Regions from separate parts of the Homo sapiens genome. Here region 1 is linked to region 2. A link is an interaction called in ENCODE POLR2A ChIA-PET data of the cell type or tissue named here. Cell type or tissue: GM12878. All regions are shown on one strand. Each heading gives the region's core, and the rest is flanking DNA. Links, peaks and the distances in the headings are about the cores only.

Region 1 (8,863 bases), core at 353-8,352, 260 kb after region 2:
TGCTTCAGGAATACAAAGACTAATAGGGATCCTGCCTGCATTCAATGAATTCATAATCTGGCTGGGGAGCAGTGATTTGTACACAAGCGAGCGGCCTATGTACAATAGCTAAGCCAACTTGACCATGAGCACTTCCAGGGATGGAACTGTGAATAACTAGAGCATGGGGTATATGATTCCCATCAGATAATAGAGGGGATCAGGAATGGAAGAGATCAGATAAGGCTTGGAGGCATCAGGGGAAACGTCTACCGGGGCAGTGGGACTTGAGCACAGTCATTAGGCATGCAAATCATCTTGTGGGCTTTCCAATGTGTGAGCTGGAATACGTTAATGACCTCAATTTCCCCCGTGCTAAAGCTCTGCTCTATGCCTTTGAACTGACACACCCTGTCAAAATATGTAGAAACTGAATACCCTGAATCCAGACCTCCCATGGAGGCTCTGAAGGGAAGAGAGAAAGAACTACTCACATGTTGGCCACCACCACCTCTCTCCCTCCCAGGCAGCTGGATGGAGGAGGCTTTGCCCGGGCTTCTCAGTTCATTTCCTTTCTGAGACATCTTTGTCCTTGATGTTTGTTTTAACCAGAGTTTGCCCATATTTGGGAGTTGGGGGGTGGGGCATTAATGGTGAGATACAGTCCCACTCTCCCAGGATGGCCTCCTTCCAGTTCCTGGGAGTCTGGGATGTGTACATTATCTCTACTCTGTATTACAACGGGGCCAGGAATTGGCTCGTTTTGCCTATTTAAATTAATAAACTGGAAGAGTCTTTTGTTTCATAGCCATCGTGTGGTTGAGTGACAGCTCTATGCCTTCGCCTGATGCTGAGGCTCCATGGGAAACATCATGTACTCTTGCTGAACTCTGATTAAAAAACAAGTGCTACAAACTGTTTAATTTTCAGATTGTACCTGTCATTCACCTTACCTTTCCAATGCCTCGCGGTGATAAGAAACTCACCTAATATCTGTCATTCCAAATATCCTAAACAAGGCTGGTTCATTCTGTAACCTTAAGAAGATGGCAGAAACTGCATTATAGCAAGCAATAACAATATAGGCACAGACTGTCCTGCAGTGAGCATTAGAGATTACTGAGAATATGTTTAGAAATATCACAGGGAGCTTGGCATGGTGGCTCATGCCTGTAATCCCAGCACTTTGGGAGGCCAAGGCAGGCGGATCACAAGATCAGGAGATCAAGACCATTCTGGCCAACATGGTGAAACCCTGTCTCTACCAAAAATATGAAAATTAGCCAGGCGTGGTGGCATGAACCTGTAGTCCCAGCTACGCTGGAGGCTGAGGAAGAGAATCACTTGAACCAGGGAGGTGGAGGTTGCAGTGGGCCAAGATCACGCCAATGCACTCCAGCCTGGGCAACAAGAGTGAAACTCCATCTCAAAAAAGAAAAAAGGGAAAAAGAAATATCATAGAGAATAAAATGACTAGCTAAGCAAAGAAAATAAAAGTACATACAATTGGGGCTTAAAGGGCAAACTGTAGGTATATCTAAAATTGGCAACCTCAAAGACAAGAGTAAGAGAAAGAACTAAAATAAATTTAGGTTAAATAAATTTAGACTATAGAGGGGCTTAGTTCCTGACTAATGTCAAAAGCTGATTGTCCTTTTCCAGGAGTGGGGCAAAAAAAAAAAAACCCTTCACCCTTCGCTAGCTCTGCACTCTCTAATGGGTGTTCTCAGTCTGACATCTGTTAATGGTTGCAGCTGGTTACAAGTTTTTAGTAAAGAACAACCAAGACTTTTGCCTCTGGCAACCCAGAGAGGGACTTTCTCACTAGACAAGCCTTATGTAAGAATGAGAGGAAGGTGCACTTTTCTTAGAGAAGGAGAGAGCTGTGCTGGTTGAAGGGGAAGTGGACACCATCAGCCTTGAAGCTCAGGGCTTGGCCAGGAATGCTGCTGCTTAGGCAGAACTGGGAACAGGTGGGGTCTTTGGATGAGCTGGGAGTCCAGCCAGCCAGTGGAAGCTCTGCAGGAGGCTCCACCTAGTCTGACAGTAGAACAAGGACAGGACTTCATGGAGAAATCATTACTCAGCTAGAGAGAAGGGCTAACTGCTCCAGAGCATTTGCCATCCATATACTCACTTAGCAACTCAGCTTTGTTTCCTTATTTAACATCTATTTATAGTCAACATCTCCCCAACTAGATGGTCATATTCTTAAGGGAAAGTGTTTTATGTTAAACCTTTAATCTCTATGGCAAGCTATAAGTACCATTACTGGCTCTATTTTGCATAGAAAGAAACTGAGGAAGAGAGAGAGATGGGTAAGCAACTGATCAGGATCAGCCAAGGCACGGCCTCTCATATTTTTATTGAATAAAAGTAAATCAATAAGTAACAATTTGTACATTTCCAAAAATGTCCTTTTCAACTTTTTCTCAAGCAAGTTTAAGATGTCATTTGGAATTCATGATTAAAGAATTGGAAGCCAGCTATTTTAAGGGAGCAACTCAAATTGAGTGCATTGAGATGGCAAAACAGCCAAAGGGTGATCCTGAATTAGTTTATATGACTGTAAAATGCAAAACAGTAAAGCCTGTTATCTAAAGGAAAAGATAAAAGGCAAAGGCAGAGTCAAAGATAGCAGATTTCAGCAGTCATAGATTTCTCTCTCTGGAAAGCACAGCTGTTTTTTGTATCTGCCAACCTAATGGAACTCCTCAAATGACTTTTGTTGAAAGCCCACAGGTCCTGGCAGGGCATACAAGAACTTGAGAACACATGGATTCTTTCTTTCAGGACCTTACATTTTAAAAAGGATTCACCATGAGAACTCAATGGAAAACTGATCTGGTGAAGGGGGAAAGACAAGCTTTAAAGCATGCTTCCACAGGTCCTAACATTTCAGCCAGGGAGCACAGCCCCTAGTCAGTCTGTGCAACAGGGGAAACAGGGACATAAATAAGTCTATATATACTAAAATGCTACTATCAATTTTAGTATTTATGGGTGGCATCAGCACTGACAATGGTCATTGCTATAGTTTGAACATTTGTCCCCTCCAAAACTCATGTTAAAATTTAATTGCAATTGTAACAGTATTAAGAGGTGGGTGCTTTAAGAGGGGATTAGGCCATGAGGGCTCTGCCCTCCTGAATGAATTAGTGCCATTGTCATGGGAGTAGGTTCCTTATAAAAGGAGAAGTTCAGCTCTATTTTGCACATCTTCCTCTTTCTTTCTCTCTCTATCCTTCCCTCCCTCACTGCCTCCCTCTCTTTGCCCTTTCACCATGGATAATGCAGCAAGAAGGCCCTTACCGGATGCCAGCCCCTCAATAATGGAATTTTCAGCCCCTAGAACCAAAAGCCAATAAATATCTATTCATTATGAATCACCCAATCTGTGGTATTTCTTTTGTAGCTGTACAAAACAGACTAAATCAGTCATCTAATTAGTCGATAAGCATTTGGTAGGACCCACTGGACTCATTGCTAGTTACAGATTTGCCAGCACGGTAGAGCTATTCCTACAGTCTTGCAACTCAGGGGACCTTATTCCTCTACAGAAACCAAGTTCTAGTTGCATGTTGACCCAAGTCAGCATCAGGTAGATGGCCAGCTGGGCTAACAAGTCATCTGACAAGCTCTTATACAATCAACACATTGCCTCCTACTTGCCTTCCCATCTCCGAGGCAACAGGGGTAGACCTGAAACTGGCTGCCAAGTGCCCCCACTGTCAGCCTCTGCCCTTTTGTGACATTTTCCTCATCTCCACCTTTGTCTCACTCCCTCAATGCTTCTACCCACACTTATCCACTGCTGTCCCTAGTGTTGACACTCATACTGATCAAGGCCACCCTTGAAATTTCATTTTTACTAGATTTTGTGTCTGCTGTGACACTGGGGCGCAGATATATCACCCTCAGAAGACCTGTGAATAGTCGCTACAAAGTGTGCTGGCTGAGATGAAAGGAAAAATGGAGTTAGCATTTACCGAAACTGGTCAGGCTGAAGTGGAAATCCCCAAAGAGACAGATGCAAAACATTCTACTGTTTCTAGAAGGGATGAAGAGATCTGTGGAACCAAAGTGGGGGTAGGGAGCAGGAATATAGTGTAAAGTTAGCTATATGGTGAGAGGAAAATGAGCTGAAGGCTACATTTCTTTAGATGAAAAATAAAATTTTTCAAACATGCAGAATAGCAAAGGAAATAATCTAATAGTGCCCAGATTAAATAAATGTTAGTATTATGCCTTTTTGCTCTCTTTTATTTTAAAAAATAAGATGTTACAGATCTAATTGAAGCTCCCTTGTAATCCTTCTGATTTCATTCCCCCCACCACCCCCTGCCAAGTGCAGATCACTTTCAAATAGAATGAGAGCTACTGAGTCATCATATTGGGATTATTTTTTATAGACTTTCATTGGTTTTTGCTTCACATCAAATATTAAAAAGCTTTGTTAAACAACTACCAATTGGTTAAAAAAAAACGGTTTAAAATAAAGCAAATTCTATTTCTTATATACCACACCGTGCTCAAATGAACCAAACCTGGTTTATGTAACACTTCTTAGAAAAGGTGACTCATTTTACAACCGAAAAGAAATGGAGCTTTAGCATGTCTTCTCCTACATATCACCCGTTATGCCTCGGAAAAGAATCTGCCCCTCTGGGACCCATTTCTGAAATTTACCACTTACAACACACACTTCACATGTGGTCTGTGTCACTTCTGTAGCTAACTAGCATCTTGTCCTAAGAACATTTCTCAGTGTATAAGTCAGCAGGGGTTGGTCTAAGCACTTTGTGTATATTAACTCATTTAATCTTTACAACAACCTAGTGAGGTGGATACAGTTACTATACCCATTTTATAGATGAGAAAACTCATCTGCAGAACTTACTGGTCATTGTATTTTTGTGAAGGAATCATGTGGCTGCCAAGAGTTCTTGTGTGCAGAGTAAACTGTAGCCCTTCCTATTTTATGTTATTGCACTATGTTAATTACTGGGTCTTTAAATAGCCTGAGACTTCTAACCATCCAGGCATTGTGTTAATGCTTGGCTGTATTGTAGCTACTTCCTTGACTTTCTTCAAATACAGAGTTTTCATTTCTTCATAGAGAACACACTAGAAAATTAATGTTTCATAAGGTCTAGATCGCCCATTTTTCACAAAGAAGTATGTTAGTTACTCACCTTTTTGAGCCGAAGGAGGGGCTGGGGCTCTAGAGAAGGTATTTACCCACTGGCACTCAGCAGCAGCAGGACACAAGTCATATGGATGCAGCGGGAGAGGAAGGAAGGATGGTGTCCCTTCAGCCATGGCGCCTCTCTGTCCTCTCCCTTTCATTCTACCTCTGGCCATCCTTCCCTCCCCAACTGGCCTGGCCAACCCATAATCATTCTTCATGGCTCAGATTAACCCCACATCTCCAGGGAAGCCCTCCTGGGCAATTATAGCCCACATTGGTTCTTCATCACATTGGCCTTAATGCTGTGTAATTATTTCATTTCCTTCCTTCTTCTTCTATTTTTTTTTTTTCTTTTTTTTTTTTTTTTGAGATGGGGTTGTACTCTGTCACTCAGGCTGGAATGCAGTGGTACAATCATGGCTTACTGCAGCCTTGACCTCCTAGGCTTAAGCAATCCTCTTGCCTCAGCCTCCCAAGTAGCTGGGACTACTATGTGTGCCACCATACCCAGCTAATTTTTAAATATTTTTTATAGAGACTCTGTGATCTTCCTATGTTGCCTCAGCTGGTCTCGAACTCCTGGACTCAAGTGATCTTCCCACTTCAGCCTCCCAAAGTGTTGAGATTATAGGCATGAACCACTGTGCCTGGCCTTTCTTTCTTCTTTTCTTCTTTTCTCCCTTTCTTCCTTTCTTCTTTCCTTCTCTCCTTTCTTTCTTTCCTTCTATTTTTCTCTTCCTTTCTTTCCTTTTTTCTTTTTCTTTTTTTCCTTTCTTTCAGTGACTGGCCAATGAACGCCTAAAGGTTAGAGATAATATCTTATACTTATGTATACCTAGTAACCACCACCACAAAAATCACTGGGGTGCTGGTTATTTCCTGTTTTAAGGCTATGGAGGGGAGCATGTGGAGGGGACTGGATGTAGAAAGAGAGGTTATCATCATGGTGCCCTACCCAACCCACCCAGAAGAGGAAGACGGTGTTGCTTTGGAACTGTATGGCTACTCAGCCTTCTTCCAGCCACAGGCGGGGCAATACTCCTTCCTTCCACTCCAAGCAAGAAATAATATGGACATGTAAGGGATCTTCAAATGCCTTCTTGTGCTGGTTTACAGGTGGCTCAGCAGGACCTGCCATTAGATTCCTACCTGATAATAGGAATTAAGCATAAGACAAAGGTAGCAGAGTGAGGGGGTTAATAACATGGACTCTGGAGCCAAATTTACTGAGATCAAATCCCAGCTCTACCACTTACTAGCTGGGTGACCTTGAGCAAGCTGCATAACCTCTCTTTGTCTCTGTTTCTTAATCTGGAAGCCCAGGGTAACCATGAAAGCACCTATCCCATAAAGTTGTCATCAACTTTAAATGTGTTCGTAGTCACAAAGCACTTAGAGCAGTATCTCATACAAAGGGGGACTTTACAAGTGTTTGCTATTATTATTCATGTCCCCCTTCTTCTAGTGTTTTCTTTTTTACTAAAATGGAGCTTTCATTCAGATGGCTTATCTTATAGCTTTGCACACCTAGGCCTCCTAGTGTACATGAATGATTTTTGCAAAAGCCATCAGCAGAAAAGCCTTTCAGCCTAGCATGGTGGAAGAGGTCTGGCAGACCTGAGTTCAAATGCCAGTGTTACTCCCCAGCGTTGCTGAGTCTCAGTAGTCTCAATTTCTTTATCTGTTAAATGAAGCTAATAATGCTTTCTTCATATTAACATTGAAACAGTTAGAAATAATGCTGGATATAATCACTTGTTGGCACACAGTAGGCACTCAATTAATGTAGCAACTTTCACCATCCCTGTCATCATCATGAGTTGAGTTTCTCTCAGGTGTCATAAAGTACTTAGCACACAGCTAGAACTTATTTACAAAAGATAGCTATTACTTACAAGCTTGAGGTTCATAAGGTCTTCTACAAAAGAATGCACAGCTTTCCCATAAAAGTTGACATGAACTTTGTAAACATATTATCATACAATTCTAATGCTTCTACCAATTAACAACAATATGCTGGCGAAATCTAAAATCAATTTTTGCATCATGTTTATATTTTAAACAAATCCTCAGGCTTCACTATAATCTACACACTGAAATATGCATTTAAAACCATTTTCAGGGGGCTGGGCACAGTGGCTCATGCCTATAATCCCAGCACTTTGGGAAGCCAAGGTGGGTGGATCACCTGAAGTCAGGAGTTTGAGACCAGCCTGGCAACATGGCCAAACTCTGTCTCTACTAACTGTACAAAAATTAGCCAGGCATGATGGTATGTGCCTGTAATCCCAGCTACTCAGGAGGCCAAGGCAGGAGAATTGCTTGAACCCGGGAGGCAGAGTTTGCAATGAGCTGAGATCTCGACACTGTACTCCAGCCTGGGCGACAGAGTGAGACTCCGTTTCAAAAAATAAAAATAAAAAATAAAACTATTTTCAACAAAGAAAGGCTTGGCCTCAGTAGTAACTAAAAATGGCTGCTCTATTATAGGCAGTCGCAGGCATCACTATTTTAAAAGAGAAACCAAGCACCAAAGGAATATAGCAAGAGGTTGTTCAAGAAGTACATTGCCTAAAGAAAACATTGTGATGAAAAAGCAATTACTCAAAATCTTTTTGAAGTTACAAGTTACAAGGGATTTGTTCCTTTGAAATCATTTTAAGAGTTTAAAAAACTTCTTAGAAAAAAAATAATGAATAGCTTTAGCCTTATTCAGTAGACTCTTAATAGAATCATTGCATGTTACAGCTGTAATGAATCATCCTAAAGATAATTTTAGGATAGTTGCCTCCCTTCACAGATTAGGAGCTCAAGCCCAGAGAGGTGATAAAAGTAGCACAGAATCAGTCTTTTATCACCTCTTCCACTGCCGCTCACCTCTCTGGACCTGAGGTCTCACATTGACTCTAAACTCAAAAGCTAGTGCATTTTTTCTCTGAGTTTAAATTTAAATAAATGTGTCAATTGATGTACATGCACCCAAAAGAAGATAATTTACACCTCTGTAAAGGAGGTGTGAGAGATTAGCAAGGTGTGAGATTAGCGAGAAAAACATAAAAGAGCAGGAAGGTCGAGAACTTTTTAACATAATTTTGTTTTATCAATGTCTTAGACTACTTCATCCATTGTGAAAATTTTTTATCTAAAAACTATTAAGTCAAAAACATATTTTTTGGTGAGGACTATAAAGCTTTGACTGCTCAAACATATGAACTCACCAAAAGGCACACCCTGAGTATTCGAGTCAGGTGGATTATAGGAAGAGCGCCAGAGCCATGAATTGTATTAGTCAACCTGATATCTATGGTCATAACGTATGTTTACGGAAAGCCCCTTTATTCACAGCTACTGAAATAGAGTAAAGCCTTCACAGATGATGGAGTACAAATTCTGTTCTCTGTTCTGGCCTTCTTGATGCTTTGAGCACTCAGCCTCCCAGAGGAAACCAGCCAGTACCAACGTGGACAGCTCAAAAACGGTTTCCAACAGGTGTTTCCACGGTTGCTTTTCACTTTTTGGAACTTTGTAAAGGGCTATCAGAACCAGGATTAGACACACAATGCAGAGGCAAAGCCAATTTTTTTTCTCCATTGTCCCGATATGACTTTTTTCCCTGGATCTTTCATCCTGTGTATGGGAAGGCACTCATCTGGACTATGTGAAAATTATTTGGGGAGGGGTGTTGCCAAGGCA
Region 2 (8,863 bases), core at 293-8,292:
TTGCCTGCATATTCCATATCAACATTCCCATGGTGTCTGGAGGTTTTACACAATAAAAGATCCCTAATAAACACTTGTTAAACTGGCATGACCATGCAATTTTAGTGGCACTAAACTTCGACACAAGTCATTTTGGAAAATAATGAGCCTACTGGCAGAGAATAGCATGGTCCACCAATAGTCATTCTCCCCATCTCTAAAACAAAGCCCTGAATCTTAATTAGGCACATAGCCAAGCTACAGACAACATTTTATAGCCTTTCTGCAGCTTAATATGTTGCCATGTGACTAAATCTTGTAATGAAACGAGTAGAATATGTGCCACTTCCAGATCATATCCTACTAAGGAAGGTGTGAGTGTCCTCTTGCCATTTTGTTACCAGTTGAAGGTGTCCAAGTTCTTGGCATCTTGAACAAAGAATTGGACAAAATGCACAAAGCAAGAAAGAATGAAGCAACAAAAGCAGATTTATTGAAAACGAAAGTACACTCCACAGGGTGGGAGTGGTCTGATCATTAGGGGCTGAATTCTCTGGAATTCAGAGATTCTCTGGAATTCTCTGGAATTACAGAATTCTCTGGGGTTTAAATACCCTCTAGAGGTTTTCATTGGTTACTTGGTGTATGCCCTTTGTAAATGAAGTGGATGAAGTAAAGTTACAAACTCCTTTACTCAGTGTACACCCTATGTAAATGGAGAGGATATTTCCTGTCATAGCTGAGGTGTTTCCGTTTGATTTATTTCTAGAACTGCAACATGAATCGGCCTTATGCTCCCTGCCTCCAGACCCTATTCTTCTGAGCCGTTTTCCTTCCTTGTTGCCTGGGTCTTGACGAGACCTAAAGCAGCCATCCTAGACCGAAGGTGGAAGCTGGGTGCGGACAATGGCAGAGTCAACCCTCGGGCCCTGGACCACTTTGGTCTGTTGTGTGAAATAAAAGTGAACTTCCTTCTTTGTTAAGTCATTATACTATTTGCCAAGGGTGGGGGTGGAGGAGTGGGGAAGCACAACTAACTAACAACTAACCATAACTAACAACAAAAACAACAAAGAGCAAAAATTAACTTTTTGGGCCGGGTGCAGTGGCTCACGCCTGTAATCCCAGCACTTTGGGAGGCCGAGGTGGGTGGATCACGAGGTCAGGAGATGGAGACCATCTGGCTAACATGGTGAAACCCCGTCTCTCCTAAAAATACAAAAAATTAGCCAGGCATGGTAGCGGGCATCTGTAGTCCCAGCTACTCGGGAGGCTGAGGCAGGAGAATCGCTTGAACCCGGGAGGCGGAGGTTGCCATGAACGGTGAGCCAAGATTGCACCACTGCACTCCAGCCTGGGTGATAAAGCGACACTCCGTCTCAAAAAACAACAATAACCACAAAAATTAACATTTTGTTCCATTTTACTGTGATTTTTAACGTGAAAATTGATAGCATCCTAAATGCAGAACACTAGGGAAATTCATGCCATGTGTGTAAGCCATGCCCTCAGGCCTTACACTTCCTGACTTATCTGCATTTCTTTGCCTGAGGTCTTCCTCTATCCAAGTAATCAGCAGGCTGGAAAGGGGTGGGGACCAAAGCCTCCCCCAGGTCATCCTTCAAACAATGACACACAGAAGTGGTATATACAGAACACACCTGGGCAAACGTCTCCCCTCCCTGTTTCATTTTAGAGATCACAACACTGAGATGGTAATGACTTGCCCATGGCAGGAACTGGATCTAAAATTCGAGTTTCCTGCTTCTTGTTTTCCCTTTTTTCTACCACTTCAGTATGAGGTTGGGGATAAAGCAATGCTGGAAGCTTATAGGCTGTCCCAGAAAAAGGCTAAGACCCCAACAGGATCTCAAAGCTAAGAGTGACAGGAATACTAGAATAAAACCAGAGTTATATTCAGAGTGGAGAAATCCATCCACCAATTCTGCCGTAGCCCCATAAAGCTGTTGTTTCCACCAATCGCATTTAATTAACAGGTTCAGACCCCAGCTTCACTGTAAGTACTCTAATTCAAGTAAATGGACTCTGGGGAAAATTCTAGAAAAATCTGCTAGTGAAATTCAGCCTGGATATCCGGGAGTCCATCCTCTGGGAATAAAGTCAAAGGGGCGCTTGCCCTGGCTGGTCCCTCAGCATTAGCAGGTTCACACTGTGAGTCCCCCACAAGGAAAGAGAGCTTTCTCTGCTCCCAGCCAGGTCTAACTGTACATCAATTTGCCCTTCTCATGCCGCTTTCTTGTCACTGGGTGGCAAACACACTGTTAGGTTCCTCTTCTTTATCTCTTCTCCTCTGTTGTAATTTGTGGCTGGGTAAGGAAAGAGATCAGAGAAAAAGGAGCTCTCTTGTCTTGATTGGACCCCAGGTCTGTGAGCACAAATGGTGGGCTGGTGATAAGGTGGAGGCTGAACCCCAAGGGTGGAGACAAGCCAAACCCAAACACCAAGCCCCACAGCAGATGTCTGTCTCTCATCTCATTGTTCAAGCCCTGCTGTATTTATACTTCAAGATTTGGAGAACTGAACTCACCCATCGTATTTCTATCCTGCCCAAAAAGTCCACTTTATAGCATTAAGAAAACTGTCTAATCAGAGAAGAGAGACCCATTTAGGGAATTCAAGCTCAGTGCTTTATTTTAAGCAAGAAAGTAAATAAATACATCAAAGATCTCTCTTGTCTCCTTCACAGCAGAGTCAGAAGGAGACTTTCCTAACCAGCTAAATGTGTGTTTAACCTAAAGGTACCGAATTTAGGGAGTTGCACTTTGGGTTGTCCTCACTTCCTTTACAAGTTGCTTCCTTTTCGAAGAACACAGGAGGGACTCTGTGACCCAGTTTCATCTTCAGATGCCTCAACATCCAAGATATTAAGAGGTGGCAAAAAATAAAAGTGATGGATGAATACAGCATCACTGCACTCCAGCCTGGGCGACAGAGCAAAACTCCATCGCAAAAAAAAAAAAAAAAAAAAAAAAGGAATAAAGTTCTGATCCATGCTACGATATGGATAAACCATGAAAATATTACACAAAGTGAAAGAAACTAGACACATAAGGCCATTTGTTGTATAATGTGTTTACGTGATGTATCCAGAATCGTTAAATCTGTAGAGATGGAAAGTGGATTGGTGATTCCAGCGGCTGTAGGAGGGAGAAATGGGAGGGACTGCTTGATGGATATGGGATAACTTTTTGGGGTGACAAAAATGTTTTGGACCCAGATACAGATTGCCCAACACTATGAATGTACTAAATGTCACTGCCTTGTACACTTAAGGATGCGCCATCTCAAAAAAAAAAAAAAAAGAAGGCTTAGTTTTGGGCCAGGTGCAGTGGTTCATGCCTGTAATCCAGCACTTTGGGAGGCCAAGGTGGGCAGATCACAAGGTCAAAAGATTGAGACTATCCTGGCCAACATGGTGAAACCCCATCTCTACTAAAAATACAAAAATTAGCTGGGCATGGTGGCATGTGCCTGTATTCCCAGCTACTTGGGAGGCTGAGGCAGGAGAATCGCTTGAACTCAGGAAGCGGAGGTTGCAGTGAGCCGAGATAGCACCACTGCACTCCAGCAAGGCGACAGAGTGAGACGCGTCTCAAAAAAAAAAAAAAAAAAATGCTTAGTTGTGTGTCATGTAAATTGACCTCAGTTAAACAAAAAATTCAAGTGATGGCTGGGGGCAGTGGCTCATGTCTGTAACTCCAGTGCTTTGAGAGGCCGAGGCAAGTGGATCACTTGGGCACAGGAGTTCGAGACCAGCCTGGGTAACATGGTAAAGTTTAACCTTTACCATGAAAACGGGTTTTTGTTTTTGTTTTTTTTCTGCTGGGCACGGTGGCTCACGCCTGTAATCCCACCATTTTGGGAGGCCAAGCCGGGCGGATCACGAGGTCAGGAGATCGAGACCATCCTGGCTAATACAGTGAAACCCCGTCTCTACTAAAAATACGAAAAAAATTAGCTGGGCGTGGTGGCGGGCGCCTGTAGTCCCAGCTACTCGGGAGGCTGAGGCAGGAGAATGGCATGAACCGGGGAGGCGGAGCTTGCAGTGAGCCGAGATCACGCCACTGCACTCCCAGCTACTCGGGAGGCTGAGGCAGGAGAATGGCGTGAACCCGGGAGGCGGAGCTTGCAGTGAGCCGAGATCACGCCACTGCACTCCAGCCTGGGCGACAGAGCGAGACTCCATCTCAAAAAAAAAAAAAAGAAAGAAAGAAAGAAAGAAAACGGGGTTTTTGCCTATTAAACTTCCGCTCTGAACCTCACTCTTTGTATGTCTGCGTCCTAGTTTTCCATGGCCGTGAGACAACGAATCTCGGTCATTTACCCCAGACAGTGACTCGGCTTCAGAGCTAGACACTGTCTCAAAAAATAACAATAATAATGAAAAAATAAAAGTGACAAATCAGGCATCCACTTCTTTCCCCCCAGTCATGGATGCTTTCAAAATAATTCATGAAAATTTCCAAATTAACAGAACATGCCGCCAATGGAAAAGTGAGGCCTAGTCAAGCTTCTGAACAGGCCTGACCAGAAACCTCAGACAGGTTCAGAGCAGCCTCACTTTGAGGGAGCTGAGGATGGTTTGTCTGGGCTGTTTCAACTCTTGACCTAGACCTGAAACTGCCCTGAGACCTGAGATTGAGAGTGGAAGCCCTGATGTCTCTGAATCATTCTTTCCTGGCAAGGCGTTTTTTTCCAAAGCACTCACAGGGCCGGTTTGTGGGCAGCCCCAGCCCGTTACATCCACATGCTGACTTTTATTCTAGGGGTCAGTTTGATCCAAGATGGACAACAGGTGGGGAGGGAGTAAAGTCTGTGGGGGAAACACGGGTTGGGCCAGGTAATGCAGACTTTGCTTAAATTGCTTCTGGTCCTCAGAACTATTGTCCTAATAGGGCACCCAGCAAGTTCGTCCTTTCTGGATGCAACTGGATTTAGCGATCTGACAGCCCATCCCCCTTTCCCACTCTTCCCCGCCCAAGCTGGCCTTGGTTGGTCACAGCTGCTCTGTTTCCTCCGCGCACGCGCCTGTGTGAGGTGGGAAGTGTATGCTCAGGTCCCTAGCTGAGGGTCACCCACCTCCTCCACAGGCTACCCTGTGTCTTCACCTCTGATGGAATCATTATCTCCACAGCTCACCCCATGGGTTTTGCCAGCTCAAGACCATTCGTCTAACACCTGAAATTAGGATTTCCGGCTTTATAATGGAGCTGGGACTTTTAATCAGCTACCTCTCCGACCTGCCCAGTGGATTTCTTTGCCTCCTGCGGAGGCAAGGACCTGGGTCTTATAAAATAGTGTCACACTCTCGCTGTGCCCAGCACACAGCAGACCCGGAAAGGTCATTTGCTAAATAACTAAATGAGTGAAACTCAGAAATTGAGCTCATACAAAGGACTGGAAAAGGCACCCATGGTTAAAAAAAAAAAAAAATAGGGAGGCCCTGATCTATTAGGAAGGTTAAACAGAGAGCTGCTGTGCTGATAGATGCTAGAACAGAGGTTTGTGTCAAAGGCTTCAGGGGCACAGATGACAGAGCCAGTAACTCTGTGGGAGGGCCAGCCCTGCGGAGTGGAGGAAGGGGGAAGGAGCTGGAAACCACAGAGAAATCAACTGGGACTTGAAGGCTGAGGAGGCACTGGGGCTGAAAAGGTGCTGGGGCTGAGGAGCCGTTGGCATGGAGCAGAGGGATGTGGTATCTTCTTCAAGACAAATCAGGCATCATTTGGGGTTAGATTTTTCTTCCATTGAGTCCTTTGGGCAGCTGGCTTTTCACTTGTTTCCCTTTCTTCATTTTTTACTCTATTTTTTTTTTCCTTTGGAAAACACAAGCGACTTTCTCCTAGGGGTATTTTATTTTCTCCATGGTTTAAACATTTAGAGAAAAATAAAAGGAGAGAAAATGAAACGAGATTTTTTCCACGCATACTTTTTTTTAAATTGAGAGTAACATACAACCCATAAGATGCACATTAGTGGGGTGTGTGTGTGTGTTTTGTTTTTAATTTTCTATCCTGGTTTCAACTTAACAGATGAGTTCTTGGCTGGGTCCCGACAGGATACCTCCCGTGCCCTGCCTCAGGTGATCATGGCCCACCTTTTCACCCCAGCCGATGTCGAGGAACAGTTAAGTGCAGGAATAACCTGAAAACGTCTTGCTGCAGCTGTACCAGATATCTCTATTCCGCCATATGGGACGCCATGCATTTTTAAAACATGCACAAGCTTGGAAGCATGAGGAATTAGCACACCATGGAGCAACCCTTGACTAATAGAGAAAGGAAGAAAGTGGATACTTGGGTAAACACCCCTCTCTTGTGTCTCCCAAGCAGACCATCCTGAGGCACAGGCTGCACAGCTTTTCAGACGGACCCCATTGGGATCAAGCTCCAGTCTCCCAAAGGGATGATGGGCTCATGAACTTAATGACTGCCCTCTTGGATTAACTCCCACTCCTTGCCTATTATCCTCTCTCCCCTCAGTCCTTGGCACCTGTTCTTTGGAGTCACTTACTAAAATTAACTACCTGAATGCAGGCCCTTCTCTCAGGCTCACACTTTTGGGGAAAACCCAGGTTAAGACAAAGAATACCAGAAGTGGGCCTCAAAAGCAGACCCTTGAGATGGGATTTTGGAATTGGATCAGAGGGCAGTAAAGACTCCACTGCTAATAGTAAGGTGGTAATTAACTCTGGCATGCAATTGCATCATGATTACTAAAACTCTCACAGGTGGAACTTGGATGAAGCATGGGTGGTATGGGAAGCATTGGCTTATGTGGCAGTGGGAGCCCTTCAGTGGTAGGGGCAATGGTAATTTTTTTTTTTTTTTTTTTTTGAGACAGAGTTTCACACTTGTTGCTCAGGCTGGAGTGCAATGGCACGATCTCGGCTCACTGCAACCTCTGCCTCCCAGGTTCAAGAGATTCTCCTGCGTCAGCCTCCCAAAGTAGCTGGGATTACAGGCGCCTGCCACCTGTAATTTTTTGTAATTTTAGTAGAGACGGGTTTTCACCCTGTTGGCCAGGCTGGTCTTGAACTCCTGACCTCAGGTGGTCCACCCTCCTCAGCCTTCCAAAGTGCTGGGATTACAGGTGTGAGCCACCGAGCCCAGCCAGGCAATGGTAATTTTAAGAATTATGGAGTTATCCAGCTTTTGTTAAGGGCTTTAGACCCTTTGAAAAAAAGAGAAAAAAGAGGCTCAAGTTATCCAACTAACAACTTCGAGACATCCTATGAAAGTAAAAATGGCTCCTTCGCAGTGTTGAAGCTGGGAGATAATACTTGTCTCCTATAGCCAGAGAGCAGGCTGTGCTGAAATCCAGACCCTGAATTTGAAAAGAAGGGTAGCAGAGTCACACAGACTGAATGCACAGCTTCAATGTTTTCCTGTGCTGCAGTTAGAGTTCTAATACAGAAAGAATGGGATCTAGAGACCCAGGATGAGGATGTTTGGGTAGATGAGCCTGAGAACTTGGAACACTCTGAATCCTTTTAACCTTTAAACTAATAAGACATTCCCTTTCCCTGGCTGGAAAAAAACCAGCCTCCTCTCACCTGGAAACAAGGATAAGACCTCACCTGAGGCAGGTACTTTGTACCATGATGCTTATCTTCCTCCAGAACACCTTGCCTCTCCCTTCACTCCAAACCAAAAACTAGAGTCAGTTTAAGCACAACTCAAGTGAGGAAATATTGTCCCTGCCATGGGAGGAAACAACATACACAACCTCACACTACAAGAGCTCCCCATGTGTGCTGGCGGGGTCTGAGGGAGCACATGGGAGTGGATCTTGGAAGTTGAATGTAAGACTGAATAAGGAGGGATTCTACTGACATCAGAGCAATGTCCCATGGATCCAATTTGACACCCTGATGCAGTCACCTGGAACCAGTCCTAATACACTGCTGGGATGGCTCCTTGAAGTTTGGGCACAATGATGAGACTAAAATGCAAAGAGATGCACCAAACTGTCTTGCAGAATAAGAAGGAGAGCAATGGAAGGCTCAGAAAAGTGGAAATTTTCAAAGTGGATTTGTTATGTAAAATGGGAGAACCCACCACAGGACTGTGTTACCCCAAAGGGCCTAGAGGGCATACCTTTCACAAAGGCACTAAGTGAGGGGGCACCAGCCTGCACCGTTTTCACAGACCTTGTAAAGCCTGAGGGCCCTTGGCACTGTAGCCATAGCCTAGTGGGAAGATGGCCTTGTCTATAAAATGCTCTGAAGGCCTCTTTAAGGCAGGATCAAGGGAGACCATCTCTTGTGATTCTTAAGCTAATATCTTTAAAAAAAAAAGAATTTTCAAATGTCATAGAATTTACACATTAAAAACTTATATTCTCAGAACTTTCAACAAGTGAAAATGTAGCATGATTGTTGTTTTCTCCGTGTGTTGTAAACTTGAATGCCTTTAGAACTAAATAGAGGGCTCTCAGATGCAGAAGAGAGCATAGTCATCTACAGAGAAAAGAGAAGAAGCTTTTGAAGCAATGAATGCCATGACAATTTCAAAACTGGAACAAGCCAGCAACTTCACAAAGTATTTTATCAAGCCAAACCAAAATATCAGCCACCCCATGTAACACCAGGAAATGTTGTGAGGCATCTGACAGAGCACACAGCCTTTTGAAAATCTCATGTGCACCTGCCTTTCCTCTGACTCTCTCTGCCTAAAGAAAGTTTAGGGTCCTATACATCATCCTCTTGCTTGACAATGTCTGGGAGTTCATGAGTTCTTAATCCTCTGTCACTGGAACAGACTTAGAGCATCCCAATCAGTAGTTCTGGAATACAGCTGGTATAGAATGAATCATAGAATTTTAAGAAAATGTAAGGTTCTGGACCAAAACCCCGGAGATT

The links. Peaks named below come from ENCODE experiments on the same cell type or tissue, not always from the same donor. Only the 100,000 strongest peaks of a DNase experiment are listed, where the experiment ranks them.
Region 1: POLR2A ChIA-PET joins it to region 2 with 10 read pairs; 2 of 35 experiments call an interaction of 5 or more read pairs at or near these places.

Annotation. Positions count from the first base shown.
Region 1 is chr2:136,052,248-136,061,110 of GRCh38, reverse strand. No RefSeq gene overlaps it. Among named protein-coding and RNA genes, the nearest start is that of CXCR4, 61 kb to the left of the region's middle. In GM12878, for the core only: no CTCF peak of the experiment used is centred there; DNase peaks (open chromatin) are centred at 1,760, 3,541, 3,910 and 4,650; H3K4me3 peaks cover 833 bases; H3K27ac peaks cover 2,305 bases.
Region 2 is chr2:136,316,111-136,324,973 of GRCh38, reverse strand. No RefSeq gene overlaps it. Among named protein-coding and RNA genes, the nearest start is that of CXCR4, 200 kb to the right of the region's middle. In GM12878, for the core only: no CTCF peak of the experiment used is centred there; no DNase peak of the experiment used is centred there.